2 separate regions of the Homo sapiens genome follow, and region 1 is linked to region 2. Evidence: chromatin loops called from intact Hi-C (ENCODE). Cell type or tissue: Calu3. All regions are shown on one strand. Region 1 has its middle 54 kb from the start of LRRC30. Region 2 overlaps LAMA1 (laminin subunit alpha 1).

Evidence for each region. Peaks named below come from ENCODE experiments on the same cell type or tissue, not always from the same donor. Only the 100,000 strongest peaks of a DNase experiment are listed, where the experiment ranks them.
Region 1: it touches region 2 in a loop (5-fold over the local background); 37 of 110 quality-filtered maps call a loop at or near these places.

What each region holds. Positions count from the first base shown.
Region 1 is chr18:7,176,291-7,178,790 of GRCh38, reverse strand. No RefSeq gene overlaps it. Among named protein-coding and RNA genes, the nearest start is that of LRRC30, 54 kb to the left of the region's middle. In Calu3, CTCF peaks have their summits at 1,288 and 1,488; a DNase peak (open chromatin) is centred at 1,480.
Region 2 is chr18:7,020,925-7,023,424 of GRCh38, reverse strand. LAMA1 (laminin subunit alpha 1) reads left to right here. Exons shown (of 63, transcript NM_005559.4): 19 at 50-261. Among named protein-coding and RNA genes, the nearest start is that of LINC00668, 92 kb to the right of the region's middle. In Calu3, a CTCF peak has its summit at 1,002 (motif pointing right); a DNase peak (open chromatin) is centred at 984.

The DNA of each region.
Region 1 (2,500 bases), 160 kb before region 2:
AGCCCGCCATGCCTGAGCCTCCCACCCACTCCATGGGCTCCTGTGCGGCCCGAGCCTCCCCGACGAGCGCCTCCCCCTGCTCCACGGTGCCCAGTCCCATCGACTGCCCAAGGGCTGAGGAGTGCGAGTGCATGGCACAGGACTGGCAGGCAGCTCCACCTGTGGCCCCGGTGGGGGATCCACTGGTTGAAGTCAGCTGGGCTCCTGAGTCTGGTGGGGACGTGGAGAGTCTTTATGTCTAGCTCAGGGATTGTAAACACACCAATCAGCACCCCATGTCTAGCTCAGGGTTTGTGAGTGCACCAATCGACACTCTGTATCTAGCTGCTCTGGTGGGCCCTTGGAGAACCTTTATGTCTAGCTCAGGGATTGTAAATACACCAATCGGCACTCTGTATCTAGCTCAAGGTTTGTAAACACACCAATCAGCACCCTGTGTTTAGCTCAAGGTTTGTGAGTGCACCAATTGACACTCTGTATCTAGCTGCTCTGGTGGGGCCTTGGAGAACCTTCGTGTGGATACTCTGTATCTAACTAATCTGATGGGGAGGTGGAGAACCTTTGTATCTAGCTCAGGGATTGTAAATGCACCAATCAGCACCCTGTCAAAACAGACCACTGGGCTCTACCAATCAGCAGGATGTGGGTGGGGCCAGATAAGAGAATAAAAGCAGGCTGCCCGAGCCAACAGTGGCAACCCACTCGGGTCCTCTTCCACACTGTGGAAGCTTTGTTCTTTCACTCTTTGCAATAAATCTTGCTACTGCTCACTCTTTGGGTCCACACTGCCTTTATGAGCTGTAACACTCACCACAAAGGTCTGCAGCTTCACTCCTGAAGCCAGCGAGACCACGAGCCCAGAGCCCACCGGGAAGAACGAACAACTCCAGATGCGCCGCCTTAAGAGCTGTAACACTCACTACCAAGGTCTGCAGCTTCACTCCTGAGCCAGCGAGACCACAAACCCACCAGAAGGAAGAAACTCCGAACATCAGAAGGAACAAACTCCAGACGCGCCACCTTAAGAGCTGTAACACTCACCGCGAGGGTCCGCAGCTTCATTCTTGAAGTCAGTGAGATCAAGAACCCACCAATTCCGGACACAATAATATTTTGTTCTTACCAGTAGTCTAGCAAAATAAGCTATTCTTTTAATAAACCCTGGAGATTATATTTTGATGTTGAGTGAGTGTTTTAAGATAATTAGATTCACTTTTATCTGTGTTTATTCAGATTTCATTATTTAAATGTATGCATGATAGTATAAAGTCTTTCAGTTACAAAAAGAATAACCAATATGTTATGTAACTTCTTCCTAATTGATAATTAATATTTTCACCTACAGTTTTTTATTCTGCCTGTAAAAATCTGCAATAAAATGAGGTTTAAATCTGAATTTGTGCTCCCTTCACAGGGTTCCTGTTAGCTAGTGTGAGCAGGTACTACCCCCATTATGTCGCTAAGGGGAGCTGTTGGTCCTTCATTACTCAGTAAACCAGTGCTGGCCTCTGCCTGGTCTGTGAAGCTACTTTCTGATTAGGAGTGGTTCATTATCATTTCATACTTGGCACAATTATGAAAGAACTCTGTAAGCGCTTATTCAGAGAGACAGCAAAGCAGCTAGGAAAAAAAAGCTGATAAACTCAATCAGATACCTTGAAAACTTCTGAAGAATATTCAGCTGGCTTACAGCTCATCATCAAATCCTAACAACTTCTCTAACAGAGAAAGTAAAATTATGAAAATTCCATACAAGGAACACATTTCATTAAAGTTGAAAGGGAGAGTAGGTTAAGAGTTACATGATGAATGGCCCCAAAACTGCTTATTAAAGAATAAACGGCCATGAAAATGTTGTCAATCAACAAGGCCTACTTTTTACTTTTTTCTCTTTTTCAATCCAATTCAAAAAATCCTGGTTATACCCAGCCCTCACCAGCCAGGGGGTGTAAGGAAGGTTATATGAATACTGACAGATGAATTTTTGTTGGCTAGATAAACCCGTTTTGTAACTGCAGAATCTCAGCAGCATTTGGATGTCTTCCCCCAATTCTAGAATCTTCTTGGAGCACATCTGCTCTCGGGGTCCCCGTGTTTGCTCCTGCACGCTCCATTTTTTATCAACCTCCTTTTTCCTCAACTCAGTTTCCAGGCCTATCTGTGGGTATCCTCAGTCTCACTTGAAGGTAAGGAGGATGATTTGTCGAAAACGTTTAACTAATGGATTTCTCACTTCTTTCCGCTGGAAGTCACGTCCCATAGCAGTCACTAGACCATTTTGGAAGTGGGGAAGGTAGATCAGAACGAGAAATGTGGGCCGGGCGCGGTGGCTCACGCCTGTAATTCCAGCACTTTGGGATGCTGAGGCAGGCGGATCACCTGAGGTTGGGAATTCAAGACCAGCCTGACCAACATGGAGAAACCCAGTCTCTACTAAAAATACAAAATTAGCTGGGTGTGGTGGCACATACCTGTAATCCCAGCTATTGGGGAGGCTGAG
Region 2 (2,500 bases):
GCCTTAAGTAACTGCATTTGTCTGATCCCACTTTCAATCTTTGATACAGATGTGCAGATGGTTACTATGGAAACCCAACAGTGCCTGGCGAATCTTGTGTTCCCTGTGACTGCAGCGGCAACGTGGACCCCTCGGAGGCTGGTCACTGTGACTCAGTCACCGGGGAGTGCCTGAAGTGCCTGGGGAACACAGATGGCGCCCACTGTGAAAGGTGTGCTGACGGGTTCTATGGGGACGCTGTGACAGCCAAGAACTGCCGCGGTGAGTGCGTGAGCGTGAAGTCAGGTCAGCTGTTTATTGCCATAGGAAGTCTTCAACCGTATAGTCACATGTGTCACACAGGGCCCCGCCTAGGAGGTCACACTCTCTTGAGGGGTTACTTGCATTAATGCTGGGTCTCTGATCAAATACAGACCCACGACCCAGTTCTTCCCTAGCTACCCTATCCTGAGCTTGGTTAGTCATAACCCATAGGGGTCAGTGGCCTGGAAAGATGCAGCCTGCCACCCGAGCGGCCAGTGTGACTTGACAGAGTTCCGGCTCTGCTCCCCGTGACTGAAATGAAAGTGGGGAAGCTCAGAGCCTGTCACATTCGTAAGGGAGATGCTTCAGAGGCTGCACGAGGCAGATGGGATTCCAAGATGAAGGGTGGGAAATGGTAAGACTGTAACCCCAGAAACTGCGTAAAGCACCGTGTGGTGCATCTTAGCCCTCTGTGCCAGAACTGCCCGACCCCTATGGCACTCTGCTGAATTCGATCCTTGAAATTATGGATCGTGGAGAAAACTAGATTCTCCTGCACAGCAGATGACCTGGCCGGAGGGATGATTCAGCCCTCAGATTTTGAAGGAGTGAAAGAACAAAAGTGGCAATTATAAATTATTTTGAGTATTTCATATAAACGCCAGTCATACTATGGTACTACGACATGGGGACACAAGAGGGCACCAGCTGTACAGAAAACATACTTTCCCAGGCACACGTGGAGAGATTGGAAATGTTTTATGGCCCTGGGCCAATCAAGCTGATCTCCAGCAGGTGGCCACCTTGACTGGCTATCATACCAGGATAATTATGATAACAGCATTTCTACAAGGCTTCACGATTTGTAGAATGTTTTTATCATTTTCATGTCATTTCTTTTCATCATTACTGCAAGCCTTGGTGATTCATTCCTCCGTTCATTCATTGTTTATTAAGTGTCCGGTATTTCCCAGACACTGTACTAAGAACTGCGACAGGTAGTTGGGAAATTGTGATTCAAGTCTACTGGGAAGCTACACATGATGATGGTATGGGGGGAAAACATACCTGTGGATCCAGGTGTTGGAGTCTCGACTAATGTGAGTTTTATTCCAGGACCAACTGTGTGACATTGGGCTAATTTATTAGCCTCTCTGAGCCACTATTTTGTTATTCATAAAATAGACATAATTATATGTGTATATCAAGGCCTTTCTGAGAAGTCAGTGCGGTAACATTTAAAGTTCTAGACATGAAATAAATGGCAGCTATTATAATTACTAGTAATAAACCAATTATTATTATATTTTCTAATATATAATATATATAATATAATATAATATATTATTATATTATATAATATATATTATATAATATAATATATTATTATATTTTCACTCCACTGCTGTCCAACAGAAATACAATGTAAACCACCCATGTAATTTAAAATTTTTTAGTAGTCACATTTTTCAATAGTAAAAAGAAGTAGGTGAAATGTATTTTAATAATACATTCTATCTGAGCTGATATATTAAAAATAAGCATTTTGTCATGTGATCAGGTTTTAAAAGTATTAAGCAATATTTACTTTCTTTTTTAGTACTGAGTCATCAAAATTGAGTGTATATTTTATAGCCCAGCTCAATTAGGATGCTACATTTTCCTCAGAAATACTTGATCTACATGTAGATTACAGAAAATTTACAATTGAAAAGGTAGTTCAAACATATTTAAAATTTTTCCGTCCTGTACCAAAAATTATTTTCTTTAATATTGGCATCCACATTGACAAAACCGCTTCAGTATTTAAATTTAAACTCAGAGATTTGGTTCTTCGCTTGCATCAGCCACATCTCCAGCATTTGGTAGACATGTGTGGTTAGCGGCCACAGGACAGGACTGTGAAGGTCAAGGCGATGAATGACTGTCGGGGGTTGCACTTGAAGGCACGGAGGCGGGCAGGCCCATCAGCCCAGGGTGGCCCGGGCTGCCTCCTGAAGGGGGTGCTGTTCATCTGAGACCTGAAGGATGGGAAGAAGAGCCCCAAGAAGAGTGACCAGCGTGGGAAGACGGGCCCAGGCAAGTAGGCAGGCCCTGCCCGAGGTAGACACTGGAGAGAGAGTGACCAGAATGGAAAAGACAGAGACAGGGAGGGGAGGTCTCGGGCTGATAGGTGGGAAGCAGCCACGTCGGAAGGGTCTCCTGTGCAGTGTTGAGGTGCTGAGGTCACCTCGTCCTCCCTGTCCTGGGACTCACC